3 separate regions of the Homo sapiens genome follow, and all the other regions are linked to region 2. Evidence: chromatin contacts called from ENCODE Hi-C data. All regions are on one chromosome and are shown on one strand. The core of a region is the stretch at or near the end of the contact, and the rest is flanking DNA. Distances in the headings are between cores, read along the strand shown.

Region 1 (4,976 bases), core at 536-3,035, 630 kb after region 2:
ATGGGAGGTTGAGGCGGGAGGATTGCTTGAGCCCAGGAGATCAAGGCTGCAGTGAGCCATGATTACACCACTGCACTCTAGCCTGGGTGACAGAACAAGACTGTCTCTAAAAACAACAAACACATACATACATACATAGATACAGACATACATACATAAAAAGTCACATTTAATATGTTAATAGCAGAGGCCACGTTCTTAAGTACTTACCATGCGCTGGCCCCTGGGGGTAAGCACTTGACTGGCATCCTCTCCTTTCATCCAAGAACAGCCCTCAGAGGGGGAAACAGCCTTTGCAAGGAAGGGTAGGAGGAGGGGGGAGGGAGTCAGGAGCAGAGAGATGGGTGAGACCCAGGTGTTTCTGGGCAGAGTGAGTGAGTGCTCTCAAAGACCTCGCACTCTAACCTTCAGACTGCTGCCTCATCACCCAACTCAAGTTTCCCTGAATTGCCAGACAGAATACTTGGTATTCCAACAAGATTCAGAGTTCTTGTGGTACTGGGACTTTGTGCACAGTTTCAAAGGTGGGCATGATTAGAGAACAAAAAGCTAAGTCCTGATTCAGGTAATTACAAAACAAAGCTGGTAAGCACGATGACAAAAATGCATGGGCATTATGCTTTCCCTGTGTTCCACTTATTTCTGCAGCAAAACCAATTGTCTGCCTACCCAATATCCCTCCCCCTTTCCCAGTCCTTTCCTAAATGGTACTCTGATTTCATTCCTGTAGCCACTCTCCTCCCTGTGCTACCTACTTCAGGTAAGGCTGGCCCCGGCTCCAGCCCCAGCCCCAGCCCCAGCCCCAGAGGGTCAATCCTAATTGGCCCTTGGCTGGTTTCTCTGGGCAGGGTCACATATCACCATGCTGGCCAATGAGATATGAGGGAAATCTGGGAGGCAGGGAATCAATGAAAGGTTTCCTCACTCTTAAAGAGATACACAGCAAGTGAGAGATGCCCTCTTTCTGCTGCTGGATGTGGCACTGTCAGTGTGTGCCAACTGGAGCCTTGGCAGTCATCTTGTGGCCATGCAGGGAGCCTAGGGACACAGGAGACACACCATGGATGGCAGAGTGGCTTGAAGGAGAGGGATGGGGTCCCTGCAGGCATTGTGGAACTGCTTAGTCAACTCCTGTGCTGCTGTGCTGCCTACCTACAGGCTTCTTTGTTATATGAGATCATAAATCTCGTTATTTCAGGCCAATTTCATTTGGGCTTCCTATTACAGTAGCTCATGGTTCTCAAAACGTGCTTCCTGGACCAGGGGCACCAGTGTCACCACAAAATGCAAATTCTCAAGCTAGACTTACAGAATCAGGAACTTACAGAATCAGATGGGGCCCAGCAATCTGTGTTTTACCTAGCCCTCTGGGGATTCTGATCCTTGCTAGGGTTTTTTGTTTTTTTTGAGACGGAGTCTCACTCATTCTGTTGCGCAGGCTGGAGTGCAGTGGCATGATCTTGGCTCACTGCAACCTCTCAGAGCCTCCCAGGTTCAAGCAATTCTCCTGCCTCAGCCTCTCGAATAGCTGGGACCACAGGTATGTGCCACCACACCCGGCTAATTTTTGCATTTTTAGTAGAGATGGGGTTTTACCATGTTGCCCAGGCTGGCCTCGAACTCCTGGCCTCAAATGATCCACCTGCCTCGGCCTCCCAGAGTGCTGGGATTACAGATGTGAGCCACCACACCTGGTCTTGCTCGGGTTTGAAAACCACTGCAGTAGCACACAGAGCTTTAGAGTTAAGATACAGCTCTGGAGTCAGACTGCCTGAATCCAAATCACGTCACCATGCTGATACACTGTTGGTGGGAATGTAAATTAGCTCAGCCACTGGGGAAAGCAGTTTGAAGATTCCTCAAAGAACTAAAAATAGAATTACCGTTCGACCCAGCAATCCCATTTCTGGGTATCTACCCAAAGGAAAAGGAACCATTCTACCAAACGACACCTGCACTCCTACGTTCATCGCAGCACTCTTCACGATAGCATGTGAATCAACCCACAAAGCCAGGGAATCAACCCGGATGCCCATCAACAGCGGACTGGACAAAGATAATGTGGTACATATATACCATGGAATACTACACAGCCATTAAACAAGAATGAAATCATGTCTATTGCAGCAACATGGATGTAGCTGGAGGCCATTATCCTAAGTGAATGAATGCACAAACAGAAAACCAAATATCCAATGTTCTTACTTCTAAGTGGGATGCTAAACATTGCGTACACGTACACACACACACACACACACCCCATGTTCTTACAAGTGAGAGCTAAACATTGCATACACACACACACACACACACACACACACACACACACACCCCATGTTCTTATTCTAAGTGGGAGCTAAACATTGCATATACACACACACCCCATGTTCTTACTTCTAAGTGGGAGCTAAACATTGGGTACGTACACACACACACACACACACACACACACACACACACACACGAACAACAGACACTGAGAATTCCAAAAACCAAGAAGGAATGGGGCAAGGGTTGAAAATCTACCTACTGGGGGCTAGGCGCAGTGGCTCACGCCTGTAATCCCAGCACTTTGGGAGACCAAGGTGGGTGGATCACCTGAGGTCAGGAGTTCAAGACCAGCCTGTCCAACAAGGCAAAATCCAATCTCTACTAAAAAATACAAAAAAGTTTAGCCGGGCATGGTTGGTGGAGGCACCTGTAATCCCAGCTACTCGGGAGGCTGAGGTAGGGAGAATTGCTTAAACCCGGGAGGCGGAGGTTGCACTGAGCTGAAATTGCGCCACTACACTCCACCCTGGGTGACAGAGCGAGACTCCATCTCAAAAAAAAAAAAAAAAGGAAAAGAAAATCTACCTATTGGGTACTCTGTTCACTATTTGAGTGACAGGATCTGTACCCCAAACCTCAGCATCACACAATATACTCATGTAACAAACCTTCACATGTACCCTCTGAATCTAAAAAAAAAAAAATCATGCCACCACCTTTTTTTAGCTGCCTGACCTTGAACAAGTTATTCAAATTTAGTTACCTCATCTGCAAAGGGAGAATAATATCTTCCAGGGTTGTCGGGAGGCTTAAAGGAGTGGCTTCATGTGAAGGGCCCGGCACAGTGTCTTGCATGCAGCAGACGCTACATACATTGCCTACTTGCTGCTGCAGTTGTTGCTGCTGATGCTGTTACTACTGTTTGCAGCCAAAGGCTTACCAACTGACACAACTTCCCGACTGAGCTCTTCCAAAGTTGGCGCCATATCTCCTTTAAGGTTATTTCACCCCCACCCGCTCCCACAGGACCGAGGCCAGTGCCCTGGTTCCACAACGACTTGCAAGTCTCCCATCGCTACAGGGAGGTGCACGGCTCCTCAGGCCCCCTCCCCAAGCCTGAGCCACCTGGTCCCCGCAGAGATTCCCACAGACACCTCAAGCTGGGTGCTCTGCCAGCTACTCTGATGGGTGACTGATGCAGAATGCCCACGGGTTCCAGAGAGCACCCCCACCATGTGAGTCACACCAAACACCCAGCAAGAGTCCGCGGGTGCCCCTCCCTCTGGGAGCTGTGATTTCAAAACTGGTGGCACCAAGACGCAGAAAGCCAAAGTGACGAACATCAGAAGCCAGGTGAGGTCCCCGTGGAAAAGGGGCAGCCTCTTGCTGGGCTTAATAGCAAGCCCTGGTTTGAGGCCACAAGTAGGGCAGGGGTTTTCACGCCCTGGTGTTACAGGCACTGTTGGGCCTGTCACTGAAAGAGGATGGTGAGATGCAGGAGGAATCGGGGGAGGACTACCAACCCTCACAGCAAGAAAGGATTGGCCAAATTCCTCATGTTCCTGAAAGGAAGCTGTTAGGCTGAACCTCATAAAATTGCCAATATTCAACCATTCTTGACCCACGAAAGCACAATGTCAGGCAGTCCAACCTAATACAAGACAGGAAACTCACTCAGATAATGTAGTGTCAAGGAACTGGTCACCATCAGGAAACTGGAATTGTGGTGGTCTCTTGGGAAGGGAACTGGGTGCCCTATTTTTGTTGCTTTGGTTCCTTGTACATGTGGTCACTAGTCAAACTTTTCAAAAGTGTAATAAATCGGCCGGGCGCAATGGCTCACGCCTGTAATCCCAGCACTTTGGGAGGCCAAGGAGGGTGGATCACGAGGTCAAGAGTTTGAGACCATCCTGGCCATCATGGTGAAACCCCATCTCTACTAAAAATACAAAAATTAGCTGGGCATGGTGGTGCGTGCCTGTAGTCCCAGCTACTCAGGAGGCTGAGGCAGGAGAATCGCTTGAACCTGGGAGGCGGAGCTTGCAGCGAGCCAAGATTGGGCCATTGCACTCCAGCCTGGCAACAGAGTGAGACTCCGTCTCAAAAAAAAAAAAAAAAAAAAAAGTAATAAATCAATCAACCCTGAAAAATCTTAACCTTCTCAATCAGAGAAAAGACAAACCTGTGCAGGACCCTAAGAGATCTGCAAATATCTCCTCTCTACCCTCATCCCTCCCACTCTCCTGGGCTCATTCCGCTCCAGCCATGTGGGCCTCAATCTTACCAGGCCCCTCACCTCAGGGCCTTTGCACTGGCTGTTCCCACTCCCTCACCTCCTTCAGGTCTGGCCACTTTCCCAAGGAGGCCATCCCTGGCCACCCTTCCCAAAATTTCAACACCCTCCACCTTAACGCAGTCATGTGTTGCATAACACTGTTTCAGTCAACAATGGACCACATTTACAAGGGTGGTCCCACAAGACGACCATGGAGCTGAAAAATTCCTATTGCCTAGTGACATGAGCCACGGGGAGGTCGGAGAGCCATGCATTATTCACCTGTTTGTCGTGGTGTTGGTGTAAATAAACCTACTGTGCTTCCAGTCACGTAAAAGACAATGTAACACATACAATCATGTACAGTACATAATCTTTTTTTTTTTTTTTTGAGACAGAGTCTCCCTCTATTCCCCAGGCTGGAGTGCAG
Region 2 (5,058 bases), core at 2,093-4,592:
GTGCCAGATGGGGGTGTGTATGCAGTGGGGCCCCGAGGGGCACAGATGAGTGTGCAAGATCTCAAGGGTTCCTGCGGAGTATGTGAGGAGACACCGGGGGCCAGGGAGGGATCAGGAGTAAGGAGGGCGTGGCGGCATGGGAAGATGCCAAAAGTGTGCAACCACGAGAGGCTCAGTGTGCACGGTGGACGTGGGCACACGGGGCAGGTGTGCAAGGGCCTGGGACTCTGTGGGGGGACAGGAGGAGTATGAGTGTGAGAGGGGCCTGCAGTTATGCAGTGTGCGTGAGGCAGGCATGAATGTGGGAAGGGGAGCCAAGGGTTTGTGTACTGGCTCCCAGAACATGAGGACAGGGCTCTGTGTGGGACATGAGCCCGCGTGCATGAGCTGGTGTCCCCTGAGGAGACATATGAAGGGCCCACTCATGAAGGAGGTGACGGGTGCGCAAACCTCCCGGGCTATGTGTGTGAGACAAGAAGGGGTGTGCAAGTACCTGGCGGCATCTGAGGAACAACAAGCAAGTGTGTGTGCAAGAGAATGAGGTGAGGGTGTGTCAGGGGCGTGTGGGGAGTGTGAGGGAATGGGGAGGGGAACCATATGTCAGCCAGGTGTGCCAGCTCTGCTGGGGACATGCCGGGACCACGTGAGTGTACCCTTGGGGCAAGCGAGTGTGTGAGGGATGTTCAAGCATTTGTGGGCTGGGCATAGGAGGAGCTGAGATAGGGCATGTCAGATTAGAGAGTAGGTCTGAGGGCTCTTCTGGGTGAGCCTGAGACCGTGGCCCAAGTGTGCATGGGTGAGCATGGTTGTGCCAGGGCTACAGTGAGGGCAAGTGGACAGTGAACAAATGAAGCATGCCAGGGTTCTGAGAGGGCTCATTGGCATCCTCAGGGTGTGTGTGCAAGAGGTGTGCACCCACGTGTGGGCCCAGAATAAGTTGGGGTACACATATGCTAGGACTTCAGAAGGCATCTGGGGGCAAACGTGATGACTGGTGAAGGGTGGGTCAGCATGCCAGGGCACCCCAGAGCCCCCAAGGCGAGCGTGTACAAGAGTGAGCATGAGCGGGCCAGGACCAAGAGACGGCACGCCGGGGGCTACTGGGAAGGTGAGCAAGGGGTGTGTCGCCATGCAGGTTCGAGGAGGTGAGAGTGTGGGTAGGGCTGCATCAGGGCTATAAGGGCCTGCCAGAGCTCCCAGGGTGTGGGTGTAAGGGGAAAGCATGGCGTGTGAGCAGCCACAGTCAGGACACACTGACCCTGCTTCATGCCCAAGGGGTGTGCATCCTTGTGTGGGCCAGGTCCGCAAGAAGTGGCCAGGGGCGAGCCAGGGATGTGCAAGGGCGCAGCTGGACGAAATGTGTACAAAAGGGTGGGCGTGGGCTTGCCGGAGCAGGGCAGATATGCGAGGCACGCACAGCCCCCGTGGGGTCTGAGGGTGCAGGAAGTGAGCACCCGCATGCCCGAAGCCCCAGGAGGCGAGCTTGCACGCGCGCGGGTTCCCTGACCTGGGGCATCTCCCACTGGGCGCGGTTGGTCTCTGAGATCTCGAAGTAGATGCGCTCGATGCGGCGTGACGCGCCCATGATCTCGATGCGGCCCAGGTAGGGGCGGAAGTACTCAAGGATGCTCTCGGCCAGCTCCAGGAAGTTGTGCAGGCGAGGGTCATGCGGCACATGCTCCGACAGGTTGGTCAGCAGCACCGCCACGTTGAAGCCGATGTCGCGTGCTGGCTCCTGGAAGCGGTTGGCGAACTCTTCGCAGTTGATCATTTCGTTCTCATCCGCTTCGGAGCACGAAAGCAGGAACTGGATTTCTGGACCGCTGAACTGCTTCTGGCTGTCCATGGCCTGGGGGCGGGCAGGGAGGTCAGTGGGGTGACCTGGAGAGCCTCAATTCTCTCTCTTTTTTTTTTTTTTTTTAAGACAAGGTCTCGCTGTGTCGCCCAGGCTGGAGTGCAGTGGCGCAATCACAGCTCAACCCAGCCTCAAGACATCCCCTCTCGTCCCCATCCCCACCCCCGGGCTCAAGTACCCAGCATCCAGAGCAGCTGGGACTACAGGCACACACCGCTACACCTGGCTAATTTTAATTTTAATTTTTTTTTGTAGAGATAAGGTCTCCCTATGTTGCCAAGGCTGGTCTCAAACTCCTGGGCTCAAGGGATCCTCCCACCTCAGCTGAAACTTGCTTTTTTTTCTTTTTCTTTCTCTTTTTTTTTTTTTTTTTTTTTGAGACGGAGTTTCGCTCTTGTCGCCCAGGCTGGAGTGCAGTGGCATGATCTCAGCTCACTGCAACCTCCACCTCCCAGGGTCAAGTGATTCTCCTGCCTCAGCCTCCTGAGCAGCTGGGATTACAGGTGCCCGCCACCACACCTGGCTAATTTTTTGTATTTTTAGTGAGATAGGGTTTCATCATGTTGGCCAGGCTGGTCTCGAACTCCTGTCCTCAGGTGATCCACCCGCCTCGGCCTCCCAAAGTGCAGGGGTGACAGGTGTGTGCCACCGCGCCCAGCCATAACACTCTTTATCTGTTATCCTGCTAATGGAAATGTAGGTTGCTTCCAGATTTGTATTTTGTTTTTGTTTTTTTTTTCTGAGACAGGGTCTCACTCTTTCACCCAGGCTGGAGTGGTGCAGTGGCACGATCTCAGCTCATTGCAGCCTCCACCTCCCAGGGTCAAATGAGTCTCGTGCTTCAGCCTCCTGAGTAGCTAGGACTACAGGTGCATGCCACTGTGCCTGGTGAATTTTTGTATTTTTTTGTAGACGGGGTTTTGCCATGTTGCCCAGGCTTGTCCCAAACTCCTGAACTCAGGTGATTTGCCCTCCTCCGCCTCCCAAAGTGTTGGGATTACAAGCATAAATCACCAAGTTCACCCACAGATTTCTTTCAGACAACACTTTTCTTGAACATTCTTGTGCTGATTGCCCATGCATTTTTGCAAGAGGTTCTCTAGAGCAGCATAAAATGTTCTTGACCGCACTCACTCAACCATAAGAATACATTTTACAATGTGACTCAAAAAAAAAAAAAAAGGTTTCATGACATAATTCTGACCTTTGCTGTGTAGCACACTCTGCAGTGTTCTATTTTATTTCTAAAGATGCTGGTCACGAGTTACGCATTGCTAAATTAATTTCATTACCTCCAGACGGGTAGCAACATGCAGTGTGAGAAATGTTGCTCTGGGGTATGAACAGAAGCAAAATTTTCTGGCTCTCAAAAGTGCTTTGTAAAAACCCCAGAACTTTGCAAAATGCTTTCTAAATGAGTAACATGCTTTGCAAATCATGAAGGGCTCTAGAAACCACAGAGCATGGAGACATAATCACACCGGAACCCCTCACCTTCTGCCCTCACCTCGTCTGCTTGCCTACCCCTCTATCATGAGCAGTGTGACACTGTCTGTCTCAAAAATCCACCTCTGGCCAGGTGTGGTGGCTCATGCCTGTAATCCCAGGACTTTGGGAGGCCGAGGCGGGTGGATCACCTGAGGTCAGGAGTTCGAGACCAGCCTGGACAACATGGTGAAACCCCGTCTCTACTAAAAATACAAAAATTAGTTAGGCATGATGGTGCGTGCCTGTAATCCCAGCTACTTGAGAGGCTGAAGCAGGAGAATGGCTTGAACCTGGGAGGCGGATGTTGCAGTGAGCCAAGATTGTGCCATTGCACCTAGCCTGGGCAATAAGAGCGAGACCCTGTCTCAAAAAAAAAAAAAAAAAAAAAAAGAAGCCCACCTCTCCACAGGCGCCTGGGACACTATCACCTCCATTCACTCCTAGACTTTGCTCTTGTGATTTGCTGATCTCTCTGTGTCATCATTCATTGCCCATCCCTTTATTTATTTATTTACTTACTTACTTATTGAGACGGAGTCTTGCTCTGTCTTGCCCAGGCTAGAGTGCAGTGGCACGATCTTGGCTCACTGCAGCCTCCGCCTCCTGGGTTCAAGTGATTCTCCTGTCTCAGCCTCCTGAGTAGCTGGGACTACAGGCGTGTGCCACCACACTGGCTAATTCTGTATTTTTAGTAGAGACAGGGTTTCGCCATGTTGGCCAGGCTGGCCTTGAACTCCTGACCTCAGGTGATCTGCCTGCCTGGGCCTCCCAAAGTGCTAGGATTACAGGTGTGAGCCACCACACCTGGACTATTTTTTTAAAAAATTATTTTTATTTTTTGAGACAGAGTCTTGCTCTGTCACCCAGGCTGGAGTGCAGTGGCGTGATCTTGGCTCACTGAAACCTCTGCCTCCAGGGTTCAAGCGATTCTCCTGCCTCAGTCTTCTGAGTAGCTGAGATTACAGGCATGTGCTACCACGCCAAGCTAATTTTTGTATTTTTAGTAGAGATGGGGTTTCGCCATGTTGGCCAGGCTGGTCTTGAACTCCTGATCTCAAGTGATCTGCCCGCCTTGGCCTCCCAAAGTGTTAGGATTACAGGCATGAGCCAGGCCTTTTTATTTTTCATTTTTGTGGGTACATAGTAGTTGTATTTATTTATGGGGTAGATGAACTATTTTGATATAGGCATGCAATACGTACTCACATCAGGGTTAATGCGTTATCCATTCCCTCTGGCATTTATCCTTTCTTTGTGTTACAGTCTACTTATAGTCTTTTAGTTGTTTTACTTTATTATTAATTTTTTGAGACAAAGTCTGTCTCTACTACCTAGGCTGGAGTGTAATGGAGTGATCATGGCTTGCCATAGCCTCGACCTCCTGGGCTCAAGTGATCCTCCCGTCTTAGCCTTCCAAGTTGGGACCACAGGCATGCACCACCATACCCAGCTAATTTTTTAAACAGTTTTTTTGTAGAGACAAGGTCTCATTATGTTTTCTAGGCTGGTCTTGAACTCCTGGGCTCAAGCGATCCTCCCACCTCAGCCTCCCAAAGTATCGAGATTACAGGCATGAGTCATCGTGCCTGGCTAGTATTTTATTTTATTTTATATTTTATTGTATTATTTTATTTTATTTTTGAGAGAGTCTCACTCTGTTGCCCATGCTGGAGTGCAGTGGTGCAATCTCGGCTCACTGCAACCTCCGCCTCCCG
Region 3 (4,482 bases), core at 946-3,445, 600 kb after region 2:
TATTAAATGCTTTAGCTGTGATAATTATATCACCGTTGTGTTTCTAAAGAGAAATTTTCTCCTTTTATCTTATTTTTTTGAGACAGGATCTTGCTCTACCACCCAGGCTGGAGTACAGTGTCATGAACATGGCTCACTGCAGTCTTGACCTCCCGGGCTCAAGCAACCCTCCTGCCTTAGCCTCAGACCACAGGCATGCACCACCATGCCTAATTTTTAAAAAAATTTTCTGTAGAGATGGGGTCTTGCCATGTTACCCAGGCTAGTCTCAAACTCCATCCTGTCTCCACCTCCCAAAGTGTTGAGATTACAGGTATGAACTACTGCATTCAGCCTCTTCTCCCTTTAGAACTATTTACTGAAATATTTATGGGTGAAGGGAAATATGATATATGGTACTTGCCTCAAAACAATGGGCTGAGGAGTGGGCAAAGTCAGAATATAAACAAAATAAGCTTGGTCACACCTGGATAATATAAACTCCACTTCTTATATGTTTGCAATTGTTCATACTAAAAAGTAAAATTAAAAAACAAAAACCAAACCCAACAACTCAAAAAGCTTCCAAATTGACTGAAATATGTAGCTAGAGCTACATATTTAAAGTTTGGAAATTTGGAAAGACTTCTGGGTATGTCTTAAATTAAAGAGAAAATCAAAAGTCAAAGCTGCTAACCAGACTTCTGGAATGGGGAAGTGGAGAGGAGCTCAGAAAAGTATTTCCCACCAAAATCAACAATGAAAGTAGACAGAATTGCCAAACACAACCATTTGAGGATTCTAGAAATCAACCAAAGGCATATAACTACCCAAGAAGCAGTTACTCAAAAACTCAATAAATAAACGCTGAACTTCAAGTAAGAACAGTGGGAACATGTGGCGTTTAATTTGGGGTTCCTCCCATCACACGCACCAGCTCCATCAGTTTGACCAAGGCAGAGCAAGCCATGAAAACTTTGTGGCTGGACTGGGGCCTAGTGCCAAACAAATGGGGAAGACCAACATCACAGCTAGACTGTGGTTACGATCTGGCTGGAGCCAGCAGCAGGCCTGTAGACCAGCCAGAAATTTAGCAGGAAGATCCAGGGAATGAGATAGCCACACAAGGCCTTGGTAAGGTCCCATGCAGCCCTGCTGGTCTGGAACAATGTGCATATATACAAGGTTGCACACAAGCTCCAGAGAGACTAGAGGGGGCCCTTGCTGTCCACACATCCCTGGCCCAACATGAGGCCTTGAGAGTGTGCAAGGGAGACACCAGATGGCCAGGCAGAAAGTAATGGCTGGGGCCGACTCAGGAACTGCTTGGAAAAAAAAAAGGAAGAAACTGAACTTTGAAAATATTCCCCAACCCACAGACACAGATCCATTGGCAAAGGATGGAAGCTTTATTGGCTCAAGGTGTTTCAGCACAACCTTTAATCTGACCACTAAACCATGCTGAACCAAAGGCAACCCCTAGTAAGTTATGCTTAAAATTAAAACAATTTTTTTAAAAGAGAAAAGAGTCTATACCACAAGGGGACAAACTCCAAAGAATTAGCCCAGGATACTCAGTAAACAAAACAAAAGGAGAAAAATGGCAACGGCAACCATGGCCTGGAAGGTAGAAATCAGAATCCACAGCTGCTACAGTGTATGATCTAAAATGTTCAGTGTTCAACAACAAAACAAACTGAGGCTGGGTGAGGTGGCTCACGCTTGTAATCCCAACACTCTGGAAAGCCAAGGCAGGAGGATCGCTTGAGCCCAGGAGTCTGAGACCAGCCTGGACAAGATAGGAAGACCCCATCCCTACACGTATGCATGTGTGTGCACACCCTCGCCAAACACACAAAGCTGGGCATGGTGTTGCATGCCTATAGTCCCAGCAACTCAGGAGGCTGAGGCAAGAGAATCATTTGAGCCCAGGAAGTCAAGGCTGAGAAGAGCCATGATCCTGCCACTGCACTCTGGCCTGGGCAACAGAGTGGAACCCTATCTCAAAAAAAAAAAAAAAAAAAAAAAGGCCGGCTGCAGTGGCTCATGGCCAAGCACGGTGGCTCACACCTGTAACCCCAGCACTTTCAGAGGCCGAGGCGGGCAGATCACCTGAGGTCAGGAGTTTGAGACCAGCCTGGCCAACATGGGGAAACCCCATCTCTAGTAAAAATACAAAAATCAGCCAGGCGTGGTGGCGCAGGCCTGCAATCCCAGCTACTCGGGAGGCTGAGGCAGGAGAATTGCTTGAACTCCGGAGGCGGAGGTTGCAGTGAGCCAAAATCGTGCCACTGCACTCCAGCCTGGGCAACAGAGTTAGACTCTGTCTCAAAAAAAAAAAAAAAGAATGAAAGAAAAATTGTGAGACACACAAACAGTAAAATGTGACCCATACTCAGGAAATGAATCAGTTAATAGAAATTGCCTTCTAGACGGCTTACAAGTTACATTTCAAACAGCTATTATAAGTATGTTCAAAGATAAATAAAATAACATTTAAAGAATTAAAGGAAAGTAGAAATAATAAATAGAAATTAGAAAAAAAGCAATGGAAATTCTGATAACTGAAATAAAAAATTCACTAGAGGGGCTCAACGGCAGATTTGAAAAGAACCAGTGGGCTTAAAGATAGATCAAAAAAAGTATATAATCTGTACAGAATTTAAATAATCTGTAAGAAAGATTGAATACGAATAAACAGGCCTTCAGAGACATGAGGGACATCATCAAAGGCATCAAGACAGACATAATGGGAGTCCTATGAGAGGAGAGAGAAAGTGCCAGAAAAAAAAATCTGAACAAGTAATAGCCCAAAACATCCCAAATCTGATGGAACACATTAGTTTACACATCCAAGAAGGCCAAGAAACTCCATATACAATAAATAGAAAGAGAGCCACACTGGACACAACGTAGTCAAATTGGTTTTCGTGTTGTTTTGTTTTTAAACATAGTCAAATTGTTGAAAGACAAAGACAAGGAGAAAAGCTTCAAAGTAGGAAAAGAAAAAGTCTACACACAGGGAGCATCAGTACAAATGACAGCTCATTTCCCACCACAAACAATGGAGGCCAGAAGACATCAGGATAGCATTTTCAAAATGCTGAAGAAAAAAAAACTGTCAAATAAGAATTCTATAGCCAGCAAAACTATCCTTCAAAAATCAAGGTGGAGAAGGGCACAGTAACTCATGCCTGTAATCCCAGCACTTTGAGAAGCCCAGGTACGAAGATAACTTGAGGCCAGGAGTTTGAGACCAGCCTGGGCAACACAGCGAGATCCCCATCACTAAAGAAAAATTTTAAATTAAAAAAAAAAAAAAGGGTTGGGCACGGTGGCTCACACCTGTAATTCCAGCACTCTGGAAAGCCAAGGCGGGTGGATCACTTGAGGCCAGGAGTTCAAGATCACCCTGGCCAAGATGGTGAAACCCCATCTCTACTAAAAATACAAAAATTAGCCAAGTGTGGTGGCGGGTGCCTGTAAGCCCAGCTACTCAGGAGGATGAGGCGGGAGGATCCCTTCAACCCAGGAGGTGGAGGCTGCAGTGAGCCAAGGTCACACCACTGCACTCCAGCCTGGGTGACAGAGCAAGACTCTGTCTCAAAACAAAAAAAAATATATTTTTTTTTAAAATTGGCTGGGTGCAGTTGCTCATGCCTGTAATCCCAGTACTTTGGGAGGTCAAGGTGGGAGGATTGCTAGGGTCCAGGAGTTCAAGACCGGCCTGAGCAACATGGCAAAACCTCATCTCTACAAAAAATTTAAAAATTAGCTGAGTGTGAGGCTGGGCGCAGTGGCTCACGCCTGTAATCCCAGCACTTTGGGAGGCCAAGGCAGGCGGATTGCAAGGTCAGGAGATCGAGACCATCCTGGCTAACAAGGTGAAACCCCGTCTCTACTAAAAATAAAAAAAAAAAATTAGCCAGGCGTGGTGGTGGGCACCTGTAGTCCCAGCTACTCGGGAGGCTGAGGCAGGAGAATGGCGTGAACCCAGCAGGCGGAGCTTGCAGTGAGCCAAGATCATGCCACTGCACTCCAGCCTGGGCAACAGAGCCAGACTCTGTCTCAAAAAAAAAAAAAAAAAATTAGCTGAGTGTGGTGGCGCGCACCTATAGTCCCAGCTACTCAGAAGGCTGAGGTGGAGGATCGCTTGAACACAGTAGGTTGAGGCTGCAGTTCAGTGCACTCCAGCCTGTGCTACAGAGCAAGACCCTGCACCAAAATCAATCAATCAAGGCAAAATAAAGGCATTCCCAGACAAAGACTGAGAGAATTCACTGCTAGAAGATTTGATCTGTAAGAAATATTACATAAATCCTTTAGGCTGAAAGGAAAAGAGGCCATATAACTCCAATTTACAATAAGAAAGAAAAAACATGAGAAAAGGTAAATACATGGGCAAATATAAAAGATGGCATAAATACATTTTTTCTTTTCTTCTCGACTGATTTAAAAGATGTAAGATTTCATAAAATAATTATAAAACCATACTGTGGGGCT

What was found. A loop is a pair of places that touch in the nucleus more often than their neighbours do. Pooled maps may share reads with other maps.
Region 1: a loop to region 2 is called in a pooled map, with 12 times the contacts of the local background. The contact joins two enhancer-like sites. A Hi-C loop is called at or near these places in 3 of 37 single-sample maps with no recorded cell type and 3 of 50 pooled maps.
Region 3: a loop to region 2 is called in a map with no recorded cell type, with 5 times the contacts of the local background. The contact joins two enhancer-like sites. A Hi-C loop is called at or near these places in 7 of 37 single-sample maps with no recorded cell type and 4 of 50 pooled maps.

What each region holds. Positions count from the first base shown.
Region 1 is chr19:37,925,010-37,929,985 of GRCh38, reverse strand. The region is part of intron 1 of SIPA1L3 (signal induced proliferation associated 1 like 3); the gene reads right to left. Among named protein-coding and RNA genes, the nearest start is that of SIPA1L3, 20 kb to the right of the region's middle. RefSeq lists a silencer at 3,703-3,772. Within about 2 kb of position 1,785, at least 5 of the 41 ENCODE cell types and tissues checked have a DNase peak (open chromatin) inside an H3K27ac peak, as active enhancers do.
Region 2 is chr19:38,557,904-38,562,961 of GRCh38, reverse strand. RYR1 (ryanodine receptor 1) reads right to left here. Exons shown (of 106, transcript NM_000540.3): 90 at 1,508-1,849. Among named protein-coding and RNA genes, the nearest start is that of MAP4K1-AS1, 36 kb to the left of the region's middle. Within about 2 kb of position 3,342, at least 3 of the 41 ENCODE cell types and tissues checked have a DNase peak (open chromatin) inside an H3K27ac peak, as active enhancers do.
Region 3 is chr19:37,959,989-37,964,470 of GRCh38, reverse strand. The region is part of intron 1 of SIPA1L3 (signal induced proliferation associated 1 like 3); the gene reads right to left. Among named protein-coding and RNA genes, the nearest start is that of SIPA1L3, 55 kb to the right of the region's middle. RefSeq lists an enhancer at 993-1,493 and a silencer at 1,967-2,216. Within about 2 kb of position 2,195, at least 5 of the 41 ENCODE cell types and tissues checked have a DNase peak (open chromatin) inside an H3K27ac peak, as active enhancers do.